Linked DNA regions of Homo sapiens: region 1 is linked to region 2. A link is a loop called in an ENCODE intact Hi-C map of the cell type or tissue named here. Cell type or tissue: adrenal gland. All regions are shown on one strand. Each heading gives the region's core, and the rest is flanking DNA. Links, peaks and the distances in the headings are about the cores only. Region 1 overlaps RORA (RAR related orphan receptor A). Region 2 overlaps RORA (RAR related orphan receptor A).

Region 1 (16,123 bases), core at 5,064-10,063, 78 kb after region 2:
AGGGAAGTCAGCAGCCAGGCTGGAAATTGCCCCTTGAGAACAGGGGTTGTTTTTAGCACCCGGGACCCAAGTTGAAAAGGTGCCCTTGGGGATATGCTGACCAGGTCAGGTGTGGAAAATACTCTCAGTAGTAATTTCTGGTTTGTTCATTCATTAATCCTGCCTTTCTTCTTTTTTCCTTTTTTCTTTCCTTCCTTCTAAAAGAAAAGAAAATGTAAAAAGTGCCAAGCATGTGCCAGTACTAGGACATGATTTATGGCCATGAATGAGACATAGTTCCTACTGTTGGGTAGACTGGGATCCACTCCATCCCCATCCAGTGTTCCTTTCCCATAGGGCCTGTGGCTTCCTCATATTTGGAAAGCGGTCTGACCAATTGGCCCTGCCTAAGGTGAGAACTAGTGAAGGCTTAAATTGTTTTCAGAGTTACCTGCCTTTTCATAGAATTTAAAGCCTTTTAAGAATTTAAAAGGGCTTTGAAGCCCAAAGGAATATATTTATAATGCTAGAATTTCAGGAACTGTGATAGGAAGAAGGGGAGAGAGTTTTTCAGTAAGGATACTCTTCATGTTATTCTGGATGGCCGCTGCTTGTTCTGCCCAATAATCAGACAAGGTACATCTAAACTATACCTACTAAAGACAATCTTAGATTCAAATGTTAGAAGTGGAAAGATGTTAGAAATTAGCTAACCCAATTCCTGTATGTCACAGAAGAGGAGGTTCTGGGAGAGTCAGGCTGCTGGGGTACCAGTTCGCTGTTCTTCGGGGCCATGCTTTGTGTGAAGGGGAAGGTGGCATCACAGCACGTGAAGGATGGAGACGGAAGATGGGGAAGCAGGCCTACTTGGTGCTGACTGTGTATATGCTAGGATTTCACTATAATGCCTCTGGTTCTTGACCTTGGGACTTATAAATGAGGCCATCTTGAATCAAACCCTCTATGGAACTTCAGTGATTCAAACCAACCTCCTGAATGAGACTCTAAGATAGCTTTGCCATAGTTCAAATTCTGGTCTCTGATGAATAGTGAATATAGTTATTAATGTCACAGTGACTTCCACAGAATCACTACATCATTTCTACTGCTCTGCCTATCAAACCTGACTTTCCTGTATGATAATTGCATTAATGCCTTCTCTGTGCTTGGGTGGTGTGAACATAGAAGTACTTAGCATGTGCTCTGAGGTGTGGTTCTAGAAGCAGTGATGGATTGTGGCCAGCCATCTCCACTACACTTTCTTCTGGTTCTGCTCGGTAACAGTGGCACAAGAATTTAGAAGGTGCCCTGGTTGACAACAGATACCTCTGATGCCACGGCACAGGAAAGATAGCAACTGATTCAAATTAGGATGAACCCTATACTTTTCTCCTACCAACAATGCTCTCATCACTTGAGGTAAGTCCCAGGTATCAGCAGTAGGCAGCTCTAGAAGTTCCTAGCCATACAGTCCTACGTTAGCCCATTTGGACTGTCTTTATGATATTTTATATTCCATTATGAAGTCACTGCTGTGACCTTTTCCACAACCATTAGGTTATTTTGTCCTTGGCCAGCTGTTATTCTGTCCTCTAGCAGATTTGCAGTTCATTTTAGGTGGTCTTTTGGATAAGTAAATAGATCTTAATGGGAGATTGCATGGGTGTGAGTTGAGATTAGGTTTGGTTTCCAATGAGAGCTAACTCTTCTATAGCATTTCTTATGAAACTTTACAAAAATCACCTCACTTAATCTTCACAGCAACAATCGTACGAGTGAGGAATTATTATTAGCCCCATTTTATAGATGGGGAAACTGAGACAAAGGAAGGTTATATAATTTGTCCATAGTCGCACAGCTGTTAAATGGCAGAAGATGAGATTTGAATCCAGCTAGTCTGATTTAATCACTACAGCATATGGCCATGAGCACACCAAGTTTTGAAACATGGATTTTATTACTGAATGTAACACCCCAGTTCCTGGCACTTTAGGAGTTTTTTTTTTTTTAATAAGGGAAGATGTCTATGAAAAGAGCCAGTTGTCTTCTGTCAGCAAAACGATATTTAAAGCTCAAAGAGATAATTGTGTCTCCTCATTTGAACCCCCAAATCATATCCAAGAACAAAGTTTGTTTTGACTTCATAGATTAGACCTCTTCTCCACACAAGGACTAGGGGAAAATGTTGACTACATTAACTTCCAAGAGCCTGGTTGAATCAAGAATGTTTGCAAGTCCCAAACCTCTTCCTCATTCACAAAGATCCTCCTGATTATGGCAGCCCATAGTGTGCTCTCCTCATGCAGATCTCTTCCTTGGAACTCCCCTGAACCTAAATTAGGAAAGGGGATCTGCCAGCTCACATATATGCATGCATTCCACCGGCCTGTGTGTTGGGAATAACACTTCACTACTTATTAACTTATGTTATCCTTCTTATAATTCTACTTCAATAAGCTCCACTTTCCCAACAAACTTGAAGGCCATAAACCATGTTTTAAACTTTATTATTTCTCCAAAAAAAATGTATTAATATGCTGGCCACCCCCAAGATGTATTTAATAAATATTTAGGGACTTGACCTAAAGAAGCAGTAGGATTTTAGGCGAAGCCACACTTATGGCCAAAGTTGTTACATTGATTTTTTTTTTTAATTTCTTATCAGCACCTGCTGTTTTTATTTATTTATTTTTGGTGTTTTCTTTTTTCTGGTAACTTGTCTAAAAAAAATTCCTAGTTACCTACTCCAGTAAGCTAAACTTCCTTATTTCTGGGGAAGATAAAGTGCCTATTACATATGCTTGTGTTCTGTCTCTATAAGGCTACAGCAATGAATTCCAAAAAATGAAAAATTCAGACATCTGTCTTGCCTATATGCACCTAATGTCTATCCATCCATTTGTTGATTATGTGTATTGAGTGCCCACTGTGTGCCAGGCATGAGGTGTGCTGAGTAACACAACATGTGTGGCCTCTATCCATGAAGCCTACCATCTGAGGTTGGGAGGAGGCAAAGGATATAAAATAAACAAGTGTATAATTTCACATCCTGCTAAGTGTTATGAAAACTAACAATAGAGTGCTATGAGAGAAAATAACAGGGAAAGCCTGTGGTGGCTTACACCTGTACTCCTAGCACTTCAGGTGGCTGAGGTAGGAGGATTGCCTGAGCCCAGGAGTTTGAGATTGCAGTGAGCTATGACTGCACCATTGCACTCCAGCCTTGGTGACAGTTTGAAACCCTGTCTCAGAAAGGAAGGGAGGAAGGAAGGAAGAGGAGGAAAGGAAGGGAGAAAATGAAAGAAAGGAAGGGAGAAAAAAAGAAAGAGAGAGAGAGAGAGAGAGAAAGAGAAGAATGAAGGAAGGAAAGAAGGAAGGAAGGAAGGGAGGGAGGGGAGGGGAGGGAGAGAGAAAGAGAGGGAAGGAAGGAAGGAAAGGGGAGGGAAGAAAGGATGGAAGAAAAGAAGAAAGGAAGGAAAGATGGGAAAGAAAGAAAGAAAATAATGAAGGGTACCTAATGTAGAATTTGGATTCTAACACGTTTCCAGGTGACACTGCTAATTTGGATGGAAGACATTTCACTTGCCTTATGAATTAGCTTAGCATATATTAGAATCACCTGGAGCCAGGGGGTGGTGCCTTTAAACGAAATACTGATGCCTGGCCCCACTCCCAGAGATTCTGTTAGCATTTGTCCGGGCCTGACCCTGGGCATCAGCATTTTTAAAGGCAGCTAATGCGCATGCTAGGTGGTGCCAGAAAGCGTGGTGCTGATTGCTGAGCACTGGCTAGTGTATACATCCTGGGGTGCTTCACCACCCAGATGCTGATTCACACACTCAACAGTCAGCCTCGTTGTGGGGAGCATTGCCTTCTTCTGAGGTGGATCTCACAAATCCCCAGTTGCAATGTGAGCCTGTAACTCTACCCACCTGTCATATGAAAGAACTGGATCTGGATGGACCTGCTTGCCTTGCATTTGAGCTCCAGTGTGGAGCGTTTCCACTGAGGTTAAATCATGGACGGTTGGACTGTCTGTACCTGACCTGGGAAGCTGGGATGGGAGAGTGGTGGGGAATGGGCTGGCTCATGGGTCTGTGTTAGTGTAGCTGGAGTTAGGAGAGCCAGGTTCATTTCCAGTTCTGCTCTGGTGAAGTAGAGACCTTGGCAAGTCATAGCACTCCTTGGGCTACAACTTCTTCCTTTGCAAAATGAGGCTCTTGAACTAGGAGATAACTATGCTTCTTTTAAACGATCAAATTCTGGCAATTTCAGTTGTGGAAGTAAGAGTGAAATTGAACCCCAATTTTCCCTTTGATAAAATAAGAGTTTTACCATTTACCACCAAACCTTGTTTCATTGCTCTCACCCTCAGTTTCTCTAGCAATACAATCAGGGTTTGGACTACACAGTGTATATATTTTTTTTAGTTCTAAAATTCCGTGCTTCTGTGAATACTGCTACTCATTGCTTTATTCAGATTTCCTTTATTTATTCAGCAAACTTTGAGTTTTTAGTATGAGGCTCAGGAGTCAGACTGCCTGGATTCCAATCCTCAGCTGACCACATGCTAGCTGTGTGACTTTGATCGAATTACCTAAACCCTTTGGCCTCATTGCTCTCACTTATTCACATGGGATTAATAAAACTGGGGCTCTTGTAGAGTGATTGTGAGGATAGAGTAGCATAGCAAGTATTGCACAAAGGAGTATCTTGCACCTAGTGCAATGCCTGCCACATAGTAAGCACTCAGTAAATGTTTTTATCAGTACCATCAGGCCCCACACTAGTTGCTACGGATGCAAAGATGAGTAAGACACAGTCCTTGGCATCATAGAGCTTACAACCTAGGCAGGGAGGAGAAAGAGATACAAATCACTAGAATATGATGTGAAATGACAAAAGTGTGTTCCCAGCCTTTGAGGAATACAGAGGAGAGATAGGGGATAAAAGTGGTGAGTTACTAGTCACGTGGAAGCCTTTGAGCCACTTTGGGTGGTGAAAGGAAGAAGGAGCAGGCTCTTAATGCGAGCCCTACCTTCTGGAGGACTTAAGGGGACCACAGGCGCCAGGACACGGGCAGCAGATGGAGCGGACCCAGTGCAGAGCGTAGGGGCTAGAAGCCCCGGATCCAAACAGCCAAGGGGACAAGAGTCAGCACTGAAAGGGAACAGCACACAGCAGGGAGACGGAAAGAGGCTATGGCAAGGGGGAGTTGGCTAAGTAGAGCACACACTGCAGCCAATGATCAGTGAACCTGGAGGCACTGGAGGCATCTCCAGTGGAAGATGGATCCCTTGTACAGCCTAACTGGCCCTGTTACCTGGTGGAAGGAGCCAATGTTGGCCAAGGTCCTAGGCCCTACAGCTGGAAATAGGTAATTGGTGACACCTGGCATAGGTGAGGTATCCTCTGGCAGTGGGACAGCCACAGTTCCTGGTGGTGTTCCCTTCCAGAGAGTCTAGAAGCATAGAATTGCAGAGCTGGGGTGGGGGGTGGGGGTTAGAGATCAACCACCCCATTTACAGATCCCTGTACCACAACCAGAATCCTTCAGGGAAGGACTTTGGAATCTGCATTTTAAGCAGCTTCACTCATAGTTCTCTCATCTGTAGTCTGTGACTGCACTTTGAGAGACATTGTGAGATACTATATAGTCAAGGGAACCTCAGTAATGAAAAACCAAGACTAAGCCGACGGATTGAAAATTAGAAGTTGGGACCTCCAGATCTGCCGTTTTTACGGTTTAGGGGAAACCTGTGTTGTTTTCCTCAAAGTTTCCTGAAGGACCCATTCACCTGCCACCTCCACCCCCACCCCTCTGCCTTTACTCCCAGTGTGAAAGCTATAGGCCAAGAGGGTAGCATTTAGCTTTAAAATGTTTAAAAATTTTACAGAAAAGAGAATGCGCCTTTTTTCCCTCAAATCTTAAACCTTCTTCACGCAATGCAGGCCTCATTTTCACCAGCCCTTTTCCTATGTTTTACATAAAAATATAGAAGGTTTAATCAAGGGTCTGTCCGTTTCTTCAAGACCTCCAACACCCTTAAAGCTAGGGTGAGGGGGATTTTCCTGTCTCTTCCTTCCTTTCAACCCCTTGAAAGACAACACCTGATACTGTCCAATCTTAAAACTTAAGGGAACTGGCTTAGAGCTTTGATTGGTGGTGTTTACCTACCTTTGGGTTAAAAAAAATAGGCAACTTTCAAAACACGTGCTAGAACCTGTGCTGAACAAAGAGAAACCCTGTAAATTCCCTGAACCACCCTCACGTGATGGGAGGTGGAGTGCAGCGTCCTGACTTGCAGCCTCACTCGTCAGCCTGTCCCAATCGACTAGTTTCCCAATCAAAGATAGCAGGGAAGGCTTTTCAAACTTCTGTGGCCCAGGGGAGGACCGCGTGCACACGCATGAACACTTTTAGTTTGGGATGTTAGGGAGAGGCGTGGTTGTGTGAGAGACAGCTCCTTCCAGACTGCCCTGGGGCATCTGCAGGGGTGGAGATGCTGGCCCTGGAAGCAGGCAGGGAAGCAGGCAGGATCGGTTCAGAACACAGGGATTCACTTAAGGAGCCTCCCTCTTGCCTGATTGGGATGCAGGGTCCTCACTCTGAGACAGGGCAGAGGGGCCGGCCATGAGTTCCACCCATGAAAAAGCAACCCGTGTGTGTGTGTGTGTGTGTGTGTGTGTGTGTGTGTGTGTGTGTGTGTCTGGGTTTGACTTCAGTCCAGGAGTGATATTCCCAAAGCACTAGGGAGCCCCTTACTGGAATTCAACCATCCACTCAGGTCCGAGGAAAAAGGAGGAAGCTCGTACTGCATTCCTCCCACCCAACAGACGAGCCCCAGCCTCCGAAGGGCGCCAGCAGCAGAGATGCTGTGGAAATGTCTCTAGAGAAATCTCACAGAAGCCTGTAAGAAACTTGACCTCATTTGCATTTTCTGATTGAATCACTGATAGGTTTTTAGTTCTCTCCCTTCCCTTTACAAAGGCAGGCCCAGGAATGAAGAAAAGGCTAAGTTACCTAGTATTTTCAGGAGAGATGTATTATCACTGATTGTCAACCTGGTTCTCTTACACATGGTGTTTCGAAGCCTTGACTAATTCCATAGCGGATGTGTGTCTGTATAGTGTTATTTAAAAATCTTTCTTCTTTTCTTGTACATCATGGTTTCATGAAAAGTTCAACAGCATCAGAGCATACTCCTGAAGCATTTATTAGTTAACGGAATCTTCATCCTCATTATGGTGGTGAAGGAATTTCTTTCAAGGACTACAGTTCCAGTAATAGCATAAATCAAAGACAAGACTGTTGCTTGCTCTGCTCGAGATTTTTGTTTTTAATCTCATGCCCCAGAGGGAGGGGATATTTAGATGTAGAAAACCAGAGAGTGAGACCAAGTTATTTAGCTGTCAGTAATGGTCTGGGCTGCTGGAATCTATTCATTATCGTCAGGGAGGCTTTAAGATAGGCAAACAGTGGTGTAGAGTTTGTTCTTCAACATGCCTCTTGGCCTTCCTTTGGCTGGTTTTGCAAAAGTCCAGCAGCACTATTCTCTCTGCCTGCCCCAAACCATCGTGGAAAATATTGCTGTGACAAGGAAATAGCAAGTTTCGTGCTGGGCTTATGTACACAGGGCTCAGAAACATGTACCTAATCATAGGAAAGACAAACCAAGAGCCAAAGAAAATCAGTTCAATTCATTGTCCTACTGATGAAAGATAGAAATCCTTGTTTTTTAATCTTTCATGCAAAAGCAAGAATCCACTCTTCAAAGTGCAGCATTTAGCTGTGTGCTAAGTTTCTTTTTCTTCTTAGTTATTAATTACTGCCTTTCTCTTCTGCATCCCAAAGAGAAGGGACCTTTGAAGGCTCTAGAGTCCCAAAGGAAGAACACTTCATCCTGGTTATAAATGGGCAAGGTGGGATTCAAACACATGCTGGTTCTGCATTGGGCTTTGCCACTTTGCTGTGTGACTTTGTGCAAGGTACTCCACCTCTCTGAGCTTCTTTGTCTTCCTCTGTTAAATGTAGCTTGAATTCCTGTCTAATAAGGTATGAGGAATAAAAGGAAATCATATATGTAAATAATTCTAACGGGTTTCTCCTTCCCTCTTCACTTCTCTTATGTGGAAAATTCCTGAAAAATAAAATTTAAGGATGATTTTATTTTTTGCATTTTAACATATTATTATTAGGTTGGCACAAAAGTAATTGCAGTTTTTGCCATTAAAGGTAATAGCAAAAACTGCAATAACTTTTGCACCAACCTAAATAGAATCCTGTACTTGTTCCTTGATTTCATTTTAGTCTCTCCCCATCCAAATATCCCTCTTTCTCTCTCACTTTGCCTTGTTCCTAATCCCTCTCACTCACAGTATTTCTCTCTCTCCTTTCAAAGAATCTACTTCCTTTTCTTTTTCATTTCTTCATCCGTATTACTCACCTGTGACTGGCATAAAAGAGGGTAGGGAAGGATTAGCATTAAAATCAGGGCATTGAGTAAAAGAAAATAGTATATAAGAGAGAAAAGAAAACTGTATCCTTGTATTCATTCAGTGAATATTGATGAAGCACCTACTGTGTGCAGACCCAGGGCCCAAGACTGACATACTTCATGCCTGCACAGAGTATATGAGCAAACCTGGAAGTAAGCAGGTAGGTATGATTCTCTCTGCCAAGTGATTTGGCACAGGGGACAAACACAGGGTGTTTTGGGTGCACCCTAGAGGGGCCTCAGCCCACACATGGGAAGGCAGTAACGTGTACCTGGGAACTAGAGGTAAAGACACGGGAGAAAGGGCTGGCCAGGCTAGGAGCAAGGTGTGTCAGGGCGCCAAGGAGAGATTGGACCTGGTGTTACTGAAGAAACAAAAGCCCAGGATGGAGACAGGAGGAATAAGTTCTGGTGTTGTATTGCACAGGTGCACAGCCTGGGGACTATAGTTAATAGTAATGTATTATATACAGACATACATCATCTTATTGCACCGCTTTACAGATACTGCATATTTTTACACATTGAAGGTTTGTTGCAAGCCTGCCTCGATGAAGTCTGTCAGCACCATTTTTCCAAAAGCATGTGCTCACTTCATGTTTCTGTGTCAGCTTTTTAGCAATAAAGTATTTTAGACATAATGCTATTGCACACTTAATAGAATGCAGTATAGTCTAAACATAACTTTTCGATGCACTGAGAAACCAAAAAAATTGTGTGACTTGATGGCGATATTTGCTTTATTGCCGTGGTCTAGAGACCGAACCCACAATCTCTCCGACATTTGCCTGTACTTCAAAATTGCTAAAAAATTAGATTTTAAATGTTCTCACTGCAAAGAAATGATAAGTCTGTGAGGTGATGATATGTTCATTTCACAATGCATACGTGTATCATAACCACCACATTGTACACCATAAATATATACTATTATTATTTGTCAATGAAATATAAAACTTTTTTAAGGGTAGAAAATAATATATTTTGCAAATGGCAATCATAACAAAGCTAGAATGCATACACTACTAACAGAAAAAAGTATCATTTAAAACAGAAAATGTGACTACATATAAAAGGAGACATTTTAAAACAATAAAAATGTTAACCCATTAGAAAAACATAACAATTATAAACATATAGCACCTAATAACAGAGCTTCCAAATGCAAGAAGATAGCTGGAGACTTCAACACTACACTTTATTTTATTTTATTTTATTTTTTTTATTATACTTTAAGTTTTAGGGTACATGTGCACAACGTGCAGGTTTGTTACATATGTATACATGTGCCATGTTGGTGTGCTGCACCCTTTAACTCATCATTTAACATATAAAATATATACTGTTTACAGTATATAAATACATATACTGTTTACAGTATATAAATACATATACTGTTTACAGTATATAAATACATATACTGTTTACAGTATATAAATACATATACTGTTTACAGTATATAAATACATATACTGTTTACAGTATATAAATACATATACTGTTTACAGTATATAAATACATATACTGTTTACAGTATATAAATACATATACTGTTTACAGTATATAAATACATATACTGTTTACAGTATATAAATACATATACTGTTTACAGTATATAAATACATATACTGTTTACAGTATATAAATACATATACTGTTTACAGTATATAAATACATATACTGTTTACAGTATATAAATACATATACTGTTTACAGTATATAAATACATATACTGTTTACAGTATATAAATACATATACTGTTTACAGTATATAAATACATATACTGTTTACAGTATATAAATACATATACTGTTTACAGTATATAAATACATATACTGTTTACAGTATATAAATACATATACTGTTTACAGTATACATATACTGTTTATAGTATATAAATACATATAGTTTTTATAGTATATATACTATATATAGTATATAAATACTTATACTGTTTATAGTATATATATACTATTTATAGTAAATAAATACATATACTATTTATAGTATATATACACTATTTATAGTATATATACACTATAGTTTATAAATATATACACTATAGTATATAAATAGTATAAATATAGTTTATATAGTTTATAGTATATAAATAGTGTAAATATATACTATTATTGTCAATGAAATATAAAATTTTTTTTAAAAGATCAGAATGGAGGAACAGAGTGCAAGGGAGGGGGCATCTAAAGATGAGCTGGAGGGCTCTGCACACCTCGGGGGGTGTTGACTGGACTCTAATGAAGAGCCAAGGGGAGCCGGTGGAAGTAAGTGGTGGCGGGGCAGGGAGGGTGGGCAATGGTGGTCAGATCTGTGATTTCAGCACCTGGCTCTGGCTGCAGTGGGGGAAGCTGGGTCTGCTTATCTTTTCTCTGTGCCTATCTTTCCACGTTTGTAAGTTGGGCCCTTAGAGTTGCCAAGTCCTCGGCTGTGAAAACAAGCCACTTTGTTCAAGTTCAGTGCTGTCAGTGGTCCAGCAAATTGAGATTGAAAGAGGTCCCCCTTGGCCAGGCGCTGTTTTAAGGACTCTGCTGAGGGTTTAAACGGACTAGTTTTGAAATGTAAGACAAACCATAATCACCAGGCAATGCTCCCTTGTTTTGCCAGGGAGAGACATTTATAGGTATTAAACTAGTTCCAGAAGGCCTCTAATACAGTTCCTTAAATGCAATAATAACACAGAATTATTAGGGGAAACTATTATTATTATTCCAAGTAATAACATAATTTTGTGCCCATGGAGGACATCCAAAGTGCTGAGAGAAATGAGCATTGGTTAATTAAACCTGGCCACTCCTCCACAAGTTGGGTGAAGCATCATTAGACTCGTTTTTATAGAGGAGTCAAACTGAAACACAGTTGGATTAGTTGACTTCCTTAAGGTCAAACCGTGGGAAAAAAAACCTGGGGGTTTTTATGTTTGATCAACCCTTTCGCCTCATGTGTCCTACTTTTGAACATGGATTCAGATTCACCTAGTGCCTAGGCAAAGAATAAACCTACAGGGTTGAGAAACCCTAGAGACCCTGGTCCTACCTTCCTCACCCCAGGGTTGAGGACGGGCTGGAGATGAGAAGCACCCAGAAGCAATCCTAATACATGTGCCCTTTATTTCTCCATACTCTCATGGGCCTTTATGCACAGAGAGAAGCTGATAGGTAATGATGCCAAGGACAGTGCTTTGGAGGAAAATCACAGCACTGGTTGAAAATGGCAAACAAAGCCAGGTAAGGTGGGGAGGGAAATGGAAGGACAGAGAGGCCACTATTTTCAGGAGCTTCCTCTTCTGATGGCAGGAGTTTGAAGCCCAGCAATTCCTCAGCATCCACTGGTGCAGCCCCTTTCCTCTCTTCCATCCATTTTCTTCGGCTTGGATTCAAGCTTGGAAAAAATATCCCGGGGACTATGTTGGGCATCTTAGGAAGCTGTGCTCTCTCTTCATTTATTATTTTATTCCATGAATATTTAACTCATATTAGGAACTGCACTAGACACTGGAGATACAGTAGAATAAGGCTTAATTCCTACCCTCAGGAAGCTCCATCTGGAAAGAGAAAAAGATACCATAGATCCCCTTCGCCTCTCCCACTTCCACCCAAAATCAGCATCCTTAGCATATGATTCATGCTTCAGTACAGGAGAGTCACATGCAGAACGCCTTGAAGAACGCTGGCTAATTCTGCCTGGGGAGTTGGAGAAAGTTTTGGGGAGGAGCCAAGGTTGGTCTGAGAACTAAGAGAAAGTCCTTCTGGGCAAAAGGAACAGCCTGAGTAAGGGCATGGAGACATGACACTGTAGGAGGCTTGGAAGCCATATAAAAAGTTAAGTCTTCATTATGTGACATTGTTCCTTTGGACTAGAAGAGCTAAATTAGTCCCTAATAATATATTCTCTCATAATCTTCATAGATTGTTTTATGATATGTAGTATGCCTTTTTATCCAAATAGATTATATGTTATTCAAGTTCTAAGACCTTGTTCTCCCCCATAACATGGAACTAAGCAGGACTGAGTATCCGACATTTACCTAAAAGACAAAGAAAAAGGTGAAATTAACACAAGTTTTGATCTTAAATGTGATGCTTCAGTTCTCTGAGCCTTGATTTTCTATTATATAAAATTATGATAATTATGCTATTTCTCAGGATTATTTCAAAGATAAAATAAGGCAACACAGGTAAAAGTACTTTGTAAACTATACTGTAATATTGCTCTTATTACATTTGATCTGATAGGTAATTATAATAAAGATATAGTATTCTGTAGTAGTTTTTACTCCCTCAACTGTGGCCAGTTAGACTCTAAGTTCAGCCACACAACGTATGCTAAGATTTCAATGGCAGGCTGATGGGAAGATGGGCAAAGGTTACAATTAAGTGGGGCTCATTTTGAAGACTAGATTTTAGTCAACAGATTCCAGACCCCATTCAGCACTGGGGTGGAGCTCCTAACACATTACCTGCCTAGATTCTCACTATTTTGAAGCCTAAGAGAGCTAAGCACACAGATTTCAAGACTTTGCCACCCATACACTTCGTGGGACGTGAGCAAACACAGCCCGTCATGCACAACCGTGAGCACTCAATGAAGATACAGAAAGGTGTTCCCTGGAGAAAGCAGCTGGGCGTCCAGATAGAACTCCACAAAGCGAGTGGCCTGCAATGGTCTCTGCCCTCACCAACCTGTCTGCTCTTCCTGGGCAGAGAGGATATGGTATTTCCCAGTCCCCTCATTCCTGGGTTGGGGCCGTGAGGCTGAGTCCTGGCAAATGGGATGTAAATGGACAGGATACAAGTCCTAGTTCTTCTGTCTCTCTTTCTCTCCTATGGTGCCTTTGGAGGCAGGATGTTGCAGATGGCAGAGAAACAAGATAGAGAAAGACCACCGATCTGCATCAGACCTGATGGAATCAAGAAATAAAGCTTTTTCTGTAAGCTACTGAGAGGTAGAGATTTGTTATCATAGGGCACAGCCTCTTCTGACCAGCACAGTCCCGTTGCCTTGGTGGTGTCACTATAGTTCAGAAACTGGCAGTGTCCTTTTTTATTACAATGATAGGACATGCCCCTTCTGGATGATGTTCACCTATCCAATGTCCAGATTCCATCACTTACACTGCATTAGAGCTCTCTGACCTAATACCTCCTTCAACCTGACTTTCTGTATTTCTGCTCAAACCTGCTAGGTGCTGAATTTACAGTTGAACTCTCAGACGACACTGCTACTTCTCTTCTATCACAGTGGACAAGGAGGGAGTGTCTCTGGTCTCCTTAAGCCACTTAATACATATTTATTGATGTTATTCCTAAGTCCTTAAAAATATGAGATGACAACATCTACTGAGCTCTTTCTTTGTGCCAGTCACTGGGGAATTTGCTTTCTCCACATATTATTTCATTCACTCTTCTTTATTTATTGATTTATTTATTTTTAGACACAGGGCCTCAGTCTGTTGCCCAGGCTGGAGTGCAGTGGCATGATCATGGCTGACTGCAGCCTTGAACTCCTAGGCTATAGCAATTCTTCCACCTCAGCCTCCTCAGTAGCTAGGACTACAGATACACGCCACTGTGCCTGTCTAATTTTAAAAATATATATATTTGTAGAGATGGGGTCTCAGTATGTTGCTCAGGCTGGTCTCAAACTCCTGGGCTTAAGCATTCCTCCCACCTCATCCTCCCAAAGTAATGGGATTACAGGTGTGAGGCACCGCACCTTGCTTTCATTTAATTTTCACAATAAACTTACAGGTTAAGTACTATTGTTGTTTCCATTTTATAGATGGAGAAATTAAGGCACAGAGTGGTTAAGCAGATTTTCTGGGGTCAAACAAAGGGAAGCAGAGATTCAAATCTAGGTAGTGTGATCAGAGATGCCATGCTTATAAACACGTGATGCTTCCCCACAATGTGCACAGTTCTTAAAAACTAAAGAATGCTACTGCTTGATTCAACTTTGGGATTTTTAATAATTAGAAAACTTTGCCATTTCACCGTTAAAATAATGAATATGAAAATGATTCAACTTGCATAAATAACCTGAGATGGAAAGTTGTTAGCCACCCAAGAGACAGTAAATGAAATTAACACACCTTGGTCCTTGGCTGGCCTTGCACCCACATTGCTTACTGTGGATTAATGATCAAATAGGTATTTGAAAGGTACAGATTATAAATCCATTGGGCAGGACCGGTTCTGCAGAGATGGACTAGTCAGAAATGAGAATTGAGATGTGGGTAATAATAAATGCCATAAAGAAACTGTCAGTTTTCCAGTGGATTAAGATTTCTTTTCAAAGAATGTTTCTGTATTATATCATTGGTCCAAAGTATATTTGACTGTTTTACTATGTTAAACACAGAATGAAGGAGCTTAGACAGAATGGTTAGAGATAGCAGATTAAATACACATGTGTAATTCTATTCTCTCCTCAAAATCCACTAAAATGATTTGTAAAGAGTCTTTTTCAAGAATAACCCACAGACCAAAAAGAATAGTGGAGAATAGATTGGCAACAATATTTTGGGAGCTGGAAAGCAGATGGAATAGAGATAACTGACTTATCAGATACAGGAAAGCTGAATCCCAAGCCAGCAAGGGGGAAAACCCAGATTATCACAGAACCCAGTGCCATGCAGGTTTAAGAACTGATGGCACCAGGTATCTCTGAAAATGAAATCGATGGGCTAAAAATAAGTTGGATGAAAAGTCTGTTGAAATAGCAATTTTATCCTAGATTCACTCTAGGAAATGGTACCATCCCTCTCCTGAGCTAGACAATTATCCTTTGGGTAGTGTGAAACTGAGTGTCTCTGGACTCAGGACAGTGTGCAAACAGTGGGGTTAAGACATAGGTTCATGTATTTAATTGAAGACTCCCTGCTTTCTCTTTCGGACTTGTCTCCCACACAATAGCAGCCAGATGTTTATCTCTAAGCAGCAACTGGAATTTTCTCTGTGGTATCTGACTAGTCTAAGAGGAATAAAAGACCAAAGAAGCTGGCATTGTGGCTCCCCAAGGAAATGGCCTAATCCATTATTCTAACAGTGGATGAACCCCTTTCGTGTACCCAGAAATCACACTCAGCTTTTTAATGCCCCACTCTTAAATTAGAGCAGATAAACAAGAATTACCAGTCATTTAAGGAAAGCATATAATGTGAGATACAGAGAAAGCAGCAAGTTAGAGGAAACAGAAACTACGAAGGGAGGAAAAAAAAAAAACTGGAGGGAAAGGGTGGAATACCCTTGACTTTAAAAAACACAGAAAGATAAGTAGAGATATTGCATTCATGAGCAAAGAACAATGTTCTAAAAAAAGGAATACTCAAAAATAATAATGAGCTGTAATAAATTAAAAATTGAAGAGTAGAAGCAAAAAACGAGAGAAAAATAAGCAGGGGATGGGAAGGGTAAAATAATTCAAAAGGTGATTCAGGAAAATTTCCCAACACTGAAGTTTCTCCTTGAATCTCTCAAATGCCCAGTGTAAGGGGTGAGGTTAGATCTACACTAAGACAGGATCATGAGATTTCAGAACACCAAACACAAGAAGGCCCTTGGTTTCCAAAGAAAAATAGCAGCTTTTGTATAAAAGATCAAGAATTAGACCCATGTTAGATGTCTCAACA
Region 2 (16,123 bases), core at 6,476-11,475:
AAAGGATGATGAGGGTGGAAGAACAAGGTGAATTCAGCACCATTTCTTTCAGTAGCAAGGAAAGGGATATCCTAGGGTATAGGAACATGTCACTAGGGGGTGCCCCAAGAACCAGGCCGGCTCTAACCTGCTCAGCACAGGTGACCCTACTTGCTTGGATCTCTTAAACAGAAGCAATGGCAATCACAAGTGCTCTGTTTAATTTTCCTGACAGAACCGGGGCAGATACAGACGCTCTTGAGGGCTTTATCACTTCCTTCACTTTTAGAGCTATTTATTAATTGAAATAATAGTTATGCTACCCCTTGCCTCAGACCTACTTTCATCTGTTTAGCAACTGCTTTCTATGAAACACAAAAGAGCTCAGCAATGACACTCGTGTCTTAATTAACCATTGAATACCTTATAGAGCAGCTGTCACAACTCTTGTCACTTGAAAGGAAGCACAGTGGTCCCTGTTTAAAAAGAAAAAAAAATACACAGAAAAAAAAGTTGATCTAATGAGCTGTCTTTGACATTTCTTAAGAATTGCATATTTTATCATCATGCTTTGCACTCATATAACGATGCAAATTAAGGAACCTCTGGCTGCTCTGGAGAAAAAACAGTGAATTTACATTTCTCCCAACTGTTCAGAAGGAGACATTGGTTGCCCAGTGGCTAAGGGAAATGGTCAAGATCAGAGATGATAACAGGGCTAAGACTGCATATCAATTAAAAGAAGAAGAGGGGTTGATGTCAGTTTATGTAACTAAAATATTTCCAAGCCTCCCCAGCCCATGGTATGAATGAGTCTCATTAACATTAAAGACGAGCGCCCCCAGAGCCTCAAGCCCTCACCCGTTTGTTCAGGTAATGCAGTCCTTCATGCAGCTCATCCCAACCTCACATTTTTTGAGTTCCCAAAGAGGTAGACATGTTTTATATGTGTTTTGGAATTAATCTGGGCTTCCACTCACCATTGGATGCTGCCTGCTATTCTGAGCTGTATCAATGTCTTCAACATTGGCCTTGACCACCCCAAACCACACCACCCCTATTTTTCTTTATTGTTTCTTCTCATGGTTATGAGAAGGCCCCAGCCACCAGCCTTCTTCCGTCGTTCATTACCGTGACAGGATAGCAGCCCGTGTTGAAGTGAGGAAAACGTTTTCTGTCTCTGTGCTCATTTAGATGGGTAGTTTGAATAGAGTAGTTTGAGCCCCAAAGTGTCTTAGAATTTGGTGAGAGAGTTGTTTCAGTTCACATGTATAGCTCTTTCTACCTAAGGTGTGCACAGCCCCTGGAAGAGAGGGTAAAATGAGTTCAAACACCAGCCACCATACTGAAGGAGAACATTTCACCCATTTCAGCATCTCCCCATTTACTTGCTGACTTGTGGCTGAGTCTGTTGGCCCTGCCAGATTCTCTCACAGTGACCCTTCTTTTCCATCCCTGTCTCCTGACTTCTGCCTGCAGTCTCCTCTTCAAGCCATCATACTTGTCTATGCATGTTTGAATCTTGATTGTTGCTACAGTTCAAGTTCACCTCCCCAACTAGGAGGCTCCTTAGCCCCCATGCAAATAACCATTGAGGGAAAAGACTCTCTCCTTACTCCAACACCATGTATCTGAAGCTCAGCTCTCTTCCAGCCAGGACGCTCATATCATAAAGAAAAACGTTATTAAGAGAGAAGTCCTTCAGTAAAACCCAGGATATATCTTAAGGAGGATAGATGTTCAAATGGCATAATAATTGGCTTATTTCAAATATATTACGATAGTTATATGTTATTTGAACCACTACAAAGGACACCGATACCTACTAACTGCTCTGCAAATTCCTCAAGGGCAAAACAAATGCTGTTCCTGACACTGAGCACTCAGTATGAATGACAGAGAAATCATAGCAACCTGAGGATTGTTATTATTGATGTTTCATTTTTGTAAAGCAAACAAGATACTTTATACGTCGTATATGAATGCAAAATGTACCCCCACAAACTTATCAAATCAATGAAGCAACAAAGCATTATATAAGAGGTTTGCTGTGGAAGTTTTAACATGTTAGAAGATATTATATTCATTGTTACCCCCATTTAAATCACTATGTGAACTTGTAGAGACCGACCTCCGATTTTGCATAATTTTAAATTCATGGTCCCTGGGAAGGTAATCACCCCTTTAATAACTGTTGTGTTTCTCTTTATTCCAAATAAGGTGTGCACTCATCTGTGAATTTATGTTGGGCTAGCACGGTGTAAAATTGCCACTTTGCATTGCATACTACTTGGAGAAAGGTAGAATATAATAGCTTCACCAGCTGAATTTCAAAATAAAGCAGAGCCTTGAACATTGGTACCCTATCGTGTGCTTTGGGCTACAGAGACTGAGGAGGCCTGATGCAAACTGGACAGAATTAGGACTCTGAGGATGACTGACTCACAGGGGAAAGGATGGTTCCGGAAGACATTTTATATAAAGCTGCTTGCCAAATCGGCCAATAGGGCCCATAAACGCGTCCAACAGTAGAAACAACAGATCCTGCTGGTCTCTGCCAAGGGTACCTCTGGGAAGACAGACAGTGTTACTTGATTTACTCTGAAGCTGCAATGAGAAGAGTCTAGAGCCCAGTTTTGCAGGCTTCATGTGCCATTAGCCTCTCTCCTCACCTACATCATCCCCTCCTCAGGAGTCTACATTGTCTTCTCCTGGAACCTTCCAAAACAACTAATATAAATTTCAAGCCTGTGGTTGGTGCTTGATGAATGCCAGTTGACTTGACCACTGGAGTGCCACCTCTGAGCTAATAGACTCAGCCAGAAAGGTCAAGATAGTGTCCCATATACAGAGAGGAAGACCAGAATTCATCCCCTGAATAAAAAGCTTCGGATTAGCCTACTTTCTCTCCAAAGCACTCTGTTTTTCAACTTTATTTATTGTGTCTGGCAGATATCCTCAATTAGGAGCTAATAAACGTGAGCATTTATAAATCTTCCTTTCAGCGGAGTACGCCCCTAGATTCAGAGCATTCCGTGGGCAGCTGTAGAAGAGGAGAAAAGCGTTCTGCCCAGTGAAGGGCTAGAGTCAGCTCGTGAGAGCTGATTGTGTGCCTCTTTCCCTAACTCTGAATTCAGTGACCTCGTTCAACCACGGTGGGAGTATTTTTAACACAGAAATCAGCAGAGAGTAGAAACCAAGGGTTTTCCTCTCAGAGAGTGATTTTAAAGCATTGACCAGCATTGTCTTCTGCCTCACTGTACCTCACCTTACCACTCTCTTCTTGAAAAAGATCCAAATCATCTTTCAGCTATGTAGACATGACTCTAAAACAACACAAGATAGAGTCTGATTCACAGCAGAGGCAAGCCGTGCTGCTTCTCTAGGCCTGGATTCTAAATGCAGAACAGTGAACCTGCAAGCAGCATTCTTAGGGCTGAGCCATTCTCACGTGTAAATGGAGAGTTCCTTTCTTTTTTCAAACCCATTTTTGCAGGATGGAGGGTCCTGTCTTCATCTCAGATGAATCAGTGGGAAGCTGATCCACAGCCCACAAATCCCTTTTACTAAGAAGGATCACCTGGTAAGCTTTGGGTTACTCTCTGTTTTTTAAAAAAAAAAAATCATAAAATTGAAATAGTTCAACATAGATTTGAATCTAAAGAGCCTTCACTGCAGAGTTTATCTGGTGACCATATGACACTACAAGGACAGCTTTTAAAAAGCCAAATATCAATGGCTGAAGAATGGAATTGAAGTAGAAAATCGAGTTAGAACTGTATTAAAACAAGTCATATTATTCAGCTTTATCTATAATATTGTCTAATTCATATTTCAGTAGTAGCATAGAAAATGAATCTGATTCACTATGGTTAATTAGCCTCCGGGTTCCCAAGGTGTGAGCTGAGGCACCCTGGACATTGCAGTGGCCTCAAAGGGGTGCCAGGAAATATTTTAAATAGTTGAGGAAAATACAGCAATTCTTGACATCTGTCAGGCACCGTGTGAACTACTAGCTCAAGGTAGTTCACAGTTTCACTACTGGAATGCATAACTTTCTTTCAGTGATGTCATACCTTTGAGAAGCTAAGTTCTTGTCAGTTGCTGTATTATAAAACAGGACCATGTGAAAATCAGTGTGGAGCAGGAAACAAGGGTGAGGGCATCCAACCTGATGCCAGAGTTTGAGAAGTTGCGTAGTGCCCAACAGGCTCATGCATCTCACTATTAAGCACTTACGATTATTTAACAGTGAATGGGACTCATTTTTCTTTTAGTTTATGTGTATTCTTTTTTTCAGAAATCAAGTTGTTAGGACATAAATACTTGTTAAGTTATTTGGGTGTAATTTACAAATAAACAGAACTGTTAGATATTTCTTTCAGCTGAGATGGGCTGTAAAAATGGACAGAACCATTAGGAACATCATGAATCGCCGGGCGTGGTGGCTCACACCTGTAATCCCAACACTTTGGGAGGCCGAGGTGGGCAGATCACCTGAGGTCAGGAGTTCGAGACTGGCCTGGCCAGCATGGCGAAACCCCATCTCTACTAAAAGTACAAAAATTAGCTGGGTGTGGTGGCTGGTGTTTTTAATCCCAGCTACTCAGGAGGTTGAGGCAGGAGAATTGCTTGAACCCAGGAGGGAGTGGTTGCAGTGAGCTGAGATCGCACCACTGCACTGCATCCTGGGCGACAAGAGTGAGATTCCATTTCAAAAAAAGAAAAAAAAAATCATGAATCAAGATCATTTAAGACTTTCTCACTTAGTGTAAAAGGTAAATGATCAATGTCCATTACTGAGTAAATGACAAGAAGTATTTATTGTGTGCCTTCTACATATAGGCATAATTTCAATACTAAACACATATGCACACACATGCACACACACCTAAGGAGAGGTGGAAAGGAATAATATTCAGGAAGTAGTATGTGTCAGGGGCAGATACTTTACATGTAACCTTATTATATCTATGCAAAAACCTAGGAGGAAGGCCATATGGTCCTATTTTTTTTTATTTTTTATTTTTTTTGAGATGGAGTCTTCCTCTGTCACCCAAGCTGGAGTGCAGTGGCACGATCTCAGCTCACTGCAACCTCTGCCTCCCTAGTTCAAGCAATTCTCCTGCCTCAGCCTCCCGAGTAGCTGGGACTACAGGCGCACACCACCACTCCCAGCTAATTTTTGTATTTTTAGTAGAGACGGGGTTTCACCGTGTTGGCCAGGATGGTCTCGATTTCTTGACCTCATGATGCACCCGCCTCGGCCTCCCAGAGTGCTGGGATTACAGGGGTGAGCCACTGCACCCAGCCCATATGGTCCTCATTTTATAGATTATAAGGCAGTTTTGGAAATAAGATATATGCCCCAAACACACATGAGTAGTAAGTGAAGAGTCCCGTATTGGACCCAGCTCTATCTGACTCTGAGGCATATTCAGCCTCATGCTACCAGTTGTACTAGACTGTTATGACAGCAGTATTAAAATAGCAATCCACATTTTTCAACATCAATGTAGAAGATACCATTTAAGGAAGTCTGTGTAACTTGTGTGCTGTAACTTGTGTGCTGTTGGGCTACTGTTTATGTTTTCCTGTGCTGATCATTTTGTGTGCGTACCGAAATCTGTATGTGAGCATACATTTTAATTCTTCCCTTTTCTCCTAATGATGTGACTAAATCATTTCCTTTTGAAACATCCCATCTGGCAGACAATAAATGACCTTTCCCATCTTGGACTTTGTAGTTTGTACTTAACCAAGTCAAAAAGCGCCAAATGATGCCAGTTGTATTATGGTTGTGAGGATGTGTGATAGTGAAGCTTAACCCACAGCAATTAAAGCAACTCAGAAAAGGAGCTGTCTATTCAGACTAATGAGGAAAGGCTATCTTGTTCTTTTTAGGAACAACTAAAATAATTCTGCAGAAAATTTGCTTTACTGGCCTTTGCATAAGGAAAAACAGGCTCTGGAATAGAAGCTAGCATGACCCTGCTTCTCCCACTCTGCTATATTGGCTGTATTAGGGAAGGCCTTAACAGCATCTCAACAAAGAGTTTGACTTTGTGGTCTGACATTTGTATAATGGATATTCTGTACACACATTCCCTGGAATTTGTTGATTTAGAGATTACTCAAACTCCATCCTGATAAAGCTCTATTTAATCTGGGTTTACTTAGTCGTTGGTTTAGTTTGAAGTGCGGGGAGTTGTTTTGGAAAGTAGGTTGCTACTTGTGGTGAAAAGGCTTTTTGCTGACGTCCTTACCTGGTGGAATGGTAAGAGGTGGTTTCAGTAGATGGCCAAGCATTGGATCAGATATCTGTCAACCTAACTTGAAGAGAAAGCCATGAAAGAAGTGTGGCTAAAAACTGCTGGGTTATGCTTGCTCAGGAAACTCCCTGTCTGGGTCACTTACCTTTTATTACTAACTTTTCACTCAGTCACTATACTGGATTTCCCCTTTTTCCTCTCAGAAAATTAGTAAGCATGTCATTTCCTATCCACATCTATGCATTTCAATCAGATAAGAGCTGTGAAGGTACCACGTCCATGTTGGACCATATACTAAACATTGGCTTATTGCATGATGTGCTTTTGACATGCCCAGGTAGCTGAATGCAGAGTTCCATGCTCTTCATATTGAGGGTGTTTGAAACTGGTATATGCAGTTACTTCTATGAGATCTTCCCTGGGAGATACTACAGAAGGATGAAAGAAGATGAAGTTGGAAAATGACATGTGTAAAACATGATTACCTATTGGCTGCCCTGTCAAGGATAAGACGTGGTTTCTGTTGCATTGCGAACAACCCCTAGTGGTCTGCAGATGAGCTGCTGCTCTTTGCCTCCATAAGTAGGGTGTTTGGACCACCCCTTACTCAAATGCTAGTTTACAGTGGCATGAATGCATTAACTTGCTGGGTGCTTTCTGGAAGCTCAAGGGAATATCTACCATGGTCTCATCTATTAGTAAGCCTGAGAACATGCATTCATTGACCCCAAACCCATCCCCTGTGCCCTCATATCCGCTTCCTGAAAACTGTATGCTAGATAGAACCTTTTCATAGTCATTTTGAATAGATATTCTTAGAGCACTTCACCATCCAGCCTATGTGATGTTTCTCAAAAACCAAAAAAGCCAGAATGCATTGCCTTGTTTTCTGAAGAGTTCTGCCTTTCCTGCCTCCATTTCTCTCTTTTTTTTTAAGAGTTAGAGTATCACTCTGTCACCCAGGCTGATGCAGTGGCATGATCATAGCTCACTGCAGCCTCAAACTCCTGGGCTCAAGTGATCTTCCCGCCTCAGCCTCCAGGGTAGCTGGGACTATAGGTGTGTACCACCAGTCCTGACTAATTTAAATTTATTTATTTATTTATTTATTTATTTATTTATTTATTTATTTTTAGAGACAATGTCTCACTGTGTTGCCTAGGCTATTCTCAAAGCGATCTTCCTGCCTTAGCCTTCTGAGTTTCTGGGATTGCATTTGTGAGCCACCGGGGCCAGCTCCCCTGCCACCATTTCAACCCTGAGAAAATTATACAGAAAGATTTACCAGTTTATTTACTTCTCTTCCTACAACCTAGAACAAAGCCTGTGCCTCCAGTAAAGAGAAGGCCTCCAAAGCCTAAAGACCATCCTGACCCTGCCCCACACATTCTTTGGAGTCATCAGAACTCAGTTTGAATCTTATTCCTGTCATTTACTGATATGCAGTTGAGCCAAGCTGAGCCTCTGCTTCTTTGGCCTGTAAAGTGGAGAAAAGTATTCTTCATTGTGCTCTCATCTCATCTATTGCATGAGGCAGTACACCTAAAATCCCTAGCACATAGTAGATTCTAAACAATTACAGCTTCCTTTCCTAATCTTACAGTTTTTTGACTACTTAAGATCCCATGTTCATCATTTTTGTTACTCCTGGATAGACTTAGAAGGAGGTAAAGGTGGAGGGAAATATCAAGTCTTTTTCTAATCCAATATGGGCTCTATCTTTACTTTTCACAGGGGTCATCCTCTATTTATTATGGGTACAATTTTTCTTTGTCCTATTCCATCACTTTGGTGCTTAACAGGAAGCTCAAAATAGACTGATCATGGCTGAGACTTAGCTCCTTCGCTGTGTAAATTTTCACACTGCACATGTTCCAGGTTCATCCTCTTTCATTTAAGTTTCATCTTTTTGAGGGAAGTGCAATTTCATCAGAATACCTACATAAATACAATTCACATGTCATAGGGAAATCCAAAGGCTTCAATTTGGGGGCTCAAAAAGATGTCTTTAGCTGCAGGGCATCTATCCAGTGGATGTGGAATACAGAAACATGGGTTCATCCCTGAGCAAGGGTAAATCAGACATGGAAACTTTTATCCTCACCCCCAGAATAGGGAGTCCTGGTCTCTGGAACCATTACTGAGGTCATTGGTTCATGCTTTTCTTTACATATTTACCTCGTATTTACACCCCTCTTCCTCTACAGGAGAAGGATTTGAGGCAACTGTTTAACTTATTCTGGAGTGAAATGGAGATTAATGTGATACCTCCTGATTACTCATTAACCCCACAGGCAAAGATCTCTATATGTCATTTTTGAGATAATGAGTGAAAGGCCCTGATATGTAATAAGTTAGGGCAGAACTGGAGTGAAATTTGTAAAACTGTGGGTAGACCTGGTGATCCACAGATGAGTGAAGTGGCAGAAGATGGCCCTCCTAGCCCCTTCTAGGGCTTTCTCTCTTTTCTATGGCTCTTGCCTCCACTCTGCAGTCCTGTTTTCCAAGTGACTGGAACTCTCCTTGGTCCCACTACCGCCCATTAAACAACATCGAAAACGTCTCCCACCCCACCCCAGACCCCAGGACCCACTCCTGAAGCTGCCTTCTCCAGGATGTGCCCTGGTTTCTCCTCTGTCTTCTCAACCTTGGGTAGATATTCTGTCCTGACCATCTCTCCCTGAGCAGCCACCTCATGAGAAAGGAAATTTTCTTATTGAGTACTACCCAAGTGTCAGGCCCCACTTAGATAAAGTGATAGAGCTGAGCCTCTTAGAGGTTAAGTGACTTGCCCAACTTCATGGTGCTAGGAAATGACAGCTCTTGAATTTCCACTCAGGCCTGTGTCATTCCAACCCTAAATTCCCTTGGCTATGCAGCCAAAAAAAAAAAAAAAAAAAGCTAAATTCTCCAGAGTCTTGCTAATTAAACAGGCTTAATGGGTTGCCTCTCAGAATAATTTAATATTAAAAGGGTATTTCTGGACTTGAAAGTGTCTTAAGGATTTTGCAGTGGTGAAATTTTGGGTATAAGGTAGATTGGGAAGGGAAATATTTTGGGGTTGGGATTTCTGATTACTCACTCATGTCACACATGCTAAGGAATGGCCTAGTATAGTAATGCCTAAAACCAGGCCTGTAACTAAGACTTCCTGTGTGGGTATCAGGAGAAATATTTATGTCTGACAAATGGATGTTTTTAAAGGGTCTAATGGAGGAAATGGAAAGTTTAGAAATGCAGTCTATAACCAAGGGGGGTAAAATCAATGCTTATTCGCATATGGACTGTTGTGCAAGTGTGTTAGCTTTCCATTGATTGGTACCAACGATGTCTAAGATGCGTTAGCTTTGAGTACTGATAAGATAAAAAAGGCTTGGGCAGACAAAGAAGAGTGTGACCATCTGGGAAGCAGACAGGAAAATGGCCTTGCCAGGTCACCCTCTCATGAGGATCAAACTCCAGAGTGTCTCTAAGTGCTTACAGGATGAGTGGGTCTTCTCTGAACACTCACTTAATGAACAGAGACAGACCTCTGTAATCCAGTGTCATAGACTCCAGAGACTGCCCAGAAATACAGCATGGGCCCCCACGATGATTATAAGAGAATGAATAAGATGACCCTTTACTGATGGAATTAAAATGTGTGCCCCTAGAAGGCTGCCATTGAAAAGGTTTGGGATTAGCAGTGTTTGCTTTTTTCTAATTAAAAAACTGAATCACCTACGCATTTTTAAGGATGAACTTTAAGCTCTTGCCTCACAAAATGAACAAATTGAGCAGTGAAGCCTTAAGAAAATGAGACCAAAAGTGGAACAAGGTAAAAAGTCAAAGTAAGAGCCCTAGCTTATACTAATTGTTAGGAGGGAAATTGCTGAGGCTGTACTTGACCATGTGCGTTGTATGGGCAAGCCTCTGAAACATGCACTCCATGCCTGTAAAGAGTTATTTCCAGCCACTGACTTTGCCATGAATGACAGAGTTTATTTTATTTTATTTTTTAAATAAAAAGCCTCAGCCTAAGGAAATACTTTGCTCCCACAAGATGCCGAGCTATTGAAAGAGCCATTCTGAGAGGGGGGTGGAGGCAGGAGAAGTATATTTTCTAAGATTTTCCGATACTAAAACCCATTTACGACTGTTGAGAAAAATCTCTCTGACGGAGGATTTAGCTCTCACTAATCCTTAAGTGACTTGTTTTGACAGAGCCTTTATAGGAGATTTTCTCAGTAACTTTGGTTTGCTCTAAAGGAGCAATTACTGATTTGTCCTCCAGCTCCTTCTTTTTCTAATTTTTTTTCTTTTTTAATATATGCCAGTTAATGAACTTCATGTATGTTCCAAAATAGCAAGTGAATCCGATCAGAACTGTTTACTGTAAAAATTCAGGAACCTTTGGATTGTCTTGGATCTTCCGTTCGCTTTCTTGCCTCCGGGTATCAAGGACCTGGATTTCATTTCGTGTGTCATGTGGCCTTCTCAGCAGATTCTTTGACTTGAGCTTGTGGAAATCGAGCCCTACTTTCTATTTACACTGTACTTTCTCTACATAAAGACATTTTCAACTGCTTGAGGAATGAGCATGGGGACCCCAGGTTTTTAAGCCTTCTGGTGTTTGCTTTTGCTCAGACAGGCATTATCTTTTTAGAGGTGACTGTAGCAGCTGGAGGACACTGCTTACCTCCCTGTTTAAGGCACTGCTTGATGCTGTGACAACGAGCCCTGGTGTCTGTGCGATTTCATTTCCCGCCTTGCCTGCTGTGCCTGTGCAGGGATGTTTAAGTTGCACCTCACATTCTTGCTTCTATATTTTAATGAAGTCCTAACACCAGGGGAGGCCTGAAAGTGTCTTTTCAGCCCAGAGGTTCCCAAAGCATGGTTCCCCAGGCCAGCAGCATCAGCTCCTGGGAACGGGCTAGAAATGCATATTCTCAGGCCTTGCCCCAGACCTGCAGAATCCGAAAGTCTAGGGAGGGAGCCCAGCAATCTGTTTTCACAAACTCTCCAGGTGATTCTGATGCACACTAGCGTTTGAGCGGCAGTTTTCTGATCCCCTTGCTCATCCTCCAGGAAGACTGCAAAGGAACCATCCTCCAAAATAACCACCACCTACTCCCTCAAAAATCCTCAGTTTGTGACTCCACGCCCAATTTTGCTTTGTGACTTCGGAAGCCTCATCTGCAGTTAGATTTCTGGTCCTAATTTATGACTGTGTTCACTAATTTTTTTTCTTAATGTCAGAAAACCGTGCCAGTTACAGGATTGTCGTTAGGGTGTGGCGGGAGAGATTGATGACTTTTCACGAAAGTGTACAAAACTCTGGACAAGCATTAACATATTGCATTTTAAATTATTCTTGATACTTTTTTGAAAGCCGCCTGCTTTAATCCTCTTGTCAGGGAGCTGCCGTGTTAAAAAATGATCGCTGAAGCGGCTTTGCCAGCTTCACATGAAAAGTGAAGCGGTGAGGGCTCTTCACAGGAAGAACTCTGGCTGCGGGCCGCGTGGCTGGTGGAGGGAGTCTTTGGAGAGAGTGGGCAGCCATGACATGGCTTCTGAGGAGAGGAGCATCATGGGAAGTGTCTGGGGGTGGCCATGGGGTCTTCCCGCAGGCACTTTAGCGATCAAAATGGCTGCTCGGCCGAGGTGGCAGCTGCTGTGGGCTGTGAAGAAGATGAAGGGGCCCAGACGGGGGACTTGAGAGGTCTGGGTTTGGGTCCTCCTTTTCTCATCGCCAAGTTACATAACCTTGGGCAGGTCCATTAGCATGTCTGACTTTTAGTTTCCTCATTTATAAAATAGAGGAGGTTATGCCAGGTGACCTCTAAAGATCCTTTCAGCTTTAAAATTTATGATTCTGGGATTTCTTCTCCCATCTGACTTCCTGCACTGCCCTTTCCCTTGTACACAGGAGCAGCTGAATTTATTGATCCCCTAGAGGCTTTGTCACCCACTTCTTCCTTCCTTCAGCCCCCGCTTCCCTTAGGAGCCTCTTTCTTAGAGGGCTTATCCAAAATTTAAAATTTTTTAAAAACGCACACACACACCCAGACAAACGGATACAAGGGAATCCACTTGGAAATTCAACTGCATATCGGCTGCTTTGATTTCTTGTGGAGGGGTAAGGTGGGCACCTAAAGAAAATAGAAAGTCAGGGGCGGTGCCAGGAGGAGTTTCGCAGGGGCGCGGAGTGGGGGTTTGGTTGTCCAGAAACCCTTCAGAGAAACTCCAAGTGAAAATGTTTAATACCCTCTTCCCTCAGAAAACCAGGGCTCCCAGCCTAATCCCATTCCCTCTTGCCTTGTCCTCTGAAGAAACTGAGCTGCTAAAAACACAGCAGAGGTGAGACAAAGGACATGGCTGCTAATTGCTGTCGAGCATCCTGGGATAGGGGGTTTGGGGAATGTCCTATCATCAGCTCGCATTTGCTTCCAGTTCTGGGAATTCTCACGTCTTTGGTTAAAGCTGTGTCCTTGGGTAACCTGGTGAAGCAGGTCATTTGATGTTGAAGCACATAACAGGAGACACCCTGGTGATTCTCTTCAGCCTGCTTTGCTGGACTGAAGTTTAAAGGTTAGATGACCCTTTGCAAGCTGAGGCTATGCTGGGAGAATTCATCTGGAATCCCAAACTCTCACAGAAGCAGAGGGCAATGGGAGAGGGGGTGGGCAGGCAAATGTTATGTGTTTCTCACCATTTAATCGCTCACGTAAGTGCATTATAGAATCCGATACAATGTTCCAGCTAAATTTATGTGACGTTGATGGTAATGCGACAACTTCTTGTCAGGCTGGGAGCATGCCAACTTTCCTTCCCTTTTACCTTGTAACCTCCTGAAACTGGAACTCACTGGAAAATTTCTTTCACAGTAAGATAGGGAAAGAGTTTATCTAATGAAACCATTCTAAGTATATTTCTTTGTCAGGAAAGTTTCAGCCTCTAGAGTGAAAGGAGTGAAGGATGAAGTTGGAAAATGTGGCTTCAACTTCCTCTACTTTTCCTCCCTGACACAGAGGTGTAGGCATCCATTTTGATTGTATATTCGTGATACCAGGAGAGTCAGCTCGAAGTCTTCATTTTAACCTGGGTAATAGACACTGGTGGTACCAACAGTGCTCACTTAAAAAAAGCATAAAGGCGGGGACTTTTGGAGGATTGGGCAGGAGAAAACATTATAAGGCACGGGTTCAGGTGAGTGGGTGTCCAAGCAAAATTGCAAAAGCTTCAAGTTTTTCTTCACTGGCTCCTTCACTATATAATTACCCTCCTCCCCTGGAAAAAAGTTAAAAATATGTTAAGAGTTTCAATATTCCTGATTTAGAATCTTTGGGAATCTTATTTAAATGGAGTACTTGCTTAGGAATCCCAAGACCTGGAATTCCCATCTGAGTGTGCTGTTACCCAGCCTTGTAACACTGGGCAAGACATTTCCCATCTTTCAGCCTCAGGTTCCTCATCTGCCTAATGAAGATGTTGGCCTCATCAGGAATGGCTAAACTTCAACCCACACCCTTAAATGGCAGGCATCCGTAACTGACTGCAGCAGTCTTTCCAATGGATTCTGGATGAGGCCTCGGAATCATTCTCAACACAGCGCCTGCCCCAAACAGCCATAATTCTTTTAGAGCTTTTTTCAAAGATGAAACTTCTTTGTCATCTTCCTCTGGAGGAAGCTTGGAAATTGGCAGGATATCATCAGAGCTTGTAGGAGTGGTACTAAACCCACCCTGAAGGTTTGGGAAGCCACGAAGGCATCCAGGAGGTGGTGACCATAAAGCTAAATCTTGGAAAATGAGATACATTTTTAGGAGAAGGGAGAAAGGATTTTCTTAGCACAAAGAACAGAAAAACCAAAGGCAAGAAGCTAGAAAACAGCATGCAGAGTAGGCTGCATTTATAATTTGGTGGAGTAAAGGAGTCACGTGCAGAATAGCAGGAAATGAGGCTGGAAAGACAGGCAGAGGCCAGAGCAGAGTGGGCACTGGAGGACAGGCTTTGGAGGTGCAGTTCACTGACTGTCCTAGTCCTTCATGCTCCTGCCTTGCCACCTACTTACTGGCTGATGGTTTCTGAGTCTCCGCCTCTTGCTGCCCGTTTGACTTTTCTACTGTTCCTGGCTCTGACTTTCTCTGGAGCTAATATTGTTCCTCTCATGTCTGTTGTCTGTGTGATGTACCAGGTGCTGAGCCTTGACCTGAGGGTCTCCCTGGATGCTTCTCTGTTCCTGCATATTCAGAGCAGCTGCCCATCAGTTTTTCTACTTTGTATGTACATCTGACTCTTCACTGTCCTTTCACCCTCTCCCACTGCACACATGCACACACACAATGTGCACACACACGTGCACATACATACACCCACATATCAGATCTGAAGTTTACATCAAGGGTGCTTTGGAAATATTACATAATGATAGCTTCCTTCAGATAAAGTTTGGGCCAGTTACAAAAAGAAAAATGGGCTCATTTGCAGGATCATATTGGCTCACACATGGTAGAGGGTCCTTTTGAGGCTCTAATGGGCAGGCAGCTGATTCTAACAGCAGAATTCTGGGTCCTTGATCTTCCCGAGACATCTCCCCCCTGTTTTGAACATTAGCTGTGGTGTGGGTCCTTCCCACGGAGAACTGTGAATCCTATTCAACCGCCTCCTTGTGATTTGGACATGAACAGGGAGCTTTCTCTGTCTACTTAATTCCCTTTGAAAGCTTTCTCGTCCCACTATTGGGCACTTCAGAGAGAGCACTGCATTAATATCTTCTGCTCTGGTTTCAACTTGGTATGGTTTTGTGATCTTAAAATAGATGGAATTACCACGGCAAGCATTGTTCTGCCTTGAACTTAAAGTCTCAAGAGCAAGTACTTCTAAAAAAGTTAATCCTTTCTTATTTGCAAGGATTCTGGCCTGTAGTTTACAAAGAAATATGCTAAATTATTTATAATCCAGGATTACTGCAATGCCAAAGATTTCCTTGCATAACATCCCAGCATCACTAAAATGGCTCAAAAAGAACAGCCCTCGGCCACACCTTATCACCACTGCTCTCTCTGGTCCCTGTGAAGGGGCCCCGAGCAGGGCGATGGTGGCTGATGCCCTGACCACAGGAACACATGTTCTCCTCTGCAGCGTCATCCTCCATGGCTTATGTGCTCACAATTCTGCTGCTGGGGCCTCCAGGGCAAGAGAAAAGCGGAGATGGTGTGGACAAGCGGTACACCTCTTGATGGCAAGCATGCAATTTCTTCCTTATTTAAAATTTGTGTACTCTGCATTCTTCTGAGGGGAGTTGGTGTGGTCTGTAGTTAAAGAGTGGCATTAAATGGGACATTTTAGAAATATGCAGTATTCCAGGCCCACCTCCACTATTAACTTTGAGAAAACTCATTGAGCTCTCAATTTTCCCACATGTAAAATAAGGGGGTTAGAATAAATGAACGTGAAAGTGCCTTCAGCTCTAACATCAGGTGACTTTAAACAAGTACTGATATAATGCAGGGATGCGTATGTGCATAGCACAGACAGTTGGAAAATAAGACTGACCTCTCAGGGACTTACTATGGAAAGATAGACTCCGAGAATCCCAATAGGGCCTGCCTTCAGTAGGGAACCTTCCAGAGTACATGAATACATGTATGATACATTTTCCTCTATTTTCAAAGTTGGTAAATTACTTGATGCTGTTTAATAATCTCTTATTCTTTGTGTGTCACAAGTAATTTTATATTTTTAAGTTATTTTTACGTCCGTTGCCATCCAAAAGAGTTGTCGTGATTTACGTTTCCAGTAGTAGTGTATATTGGTTTCTGTGTGTGAGTTCATACATAGAAATTTAACTCTGGTATAAATTTAACTCTGCTAATGGGCAAAGGTGAAGG

What was found. Peaks named below come from ENCODE experiments on the same cell type or tissue, not always from the same donor. Only the 100,000 strongest peaks of a DNase experiment are listed, where the experiment ranks them.
Region 1: it touches region 2 in a loop (6-fold over the local background); 2 of 110 quality-filtered maps call a loop at or near these places.

What each region holds. Positions count from the first base shown.
Region 1 is chr15:60,810,313-60,826,435 of GRCh38, reverse strand. All of the region lies in intron 1 of RORA (RAR related orphan receptor A), which reads left to right. Among named protein-coding and RNA genes, the nearest start is that of RORA-AS4, 55 kb to the right of the region's middle. In adrenal gland, for the core only: no CTCF peak of the experiment used is centred there; no DNase peak of the experiment used is centred there; H3K27ac peaks cover 346 bases.
Region 2 is chr15:60,889,761-60,905,883 of GRCh38, reverse strand. The region is part of intron 1 of RORA (RAR related orphan receptor A); the gene reads left to right. Among named protein-coding and RNA genes, the nearest start is that of RORA-AS4, 130 kb to the right of the region's middle. RefSeq lists an enhancer at 6,231-6,470. In adrenal gland, for the core only: no CTCF peak of the experiment used is centred there; no DNase peak of the experiment used is centred there.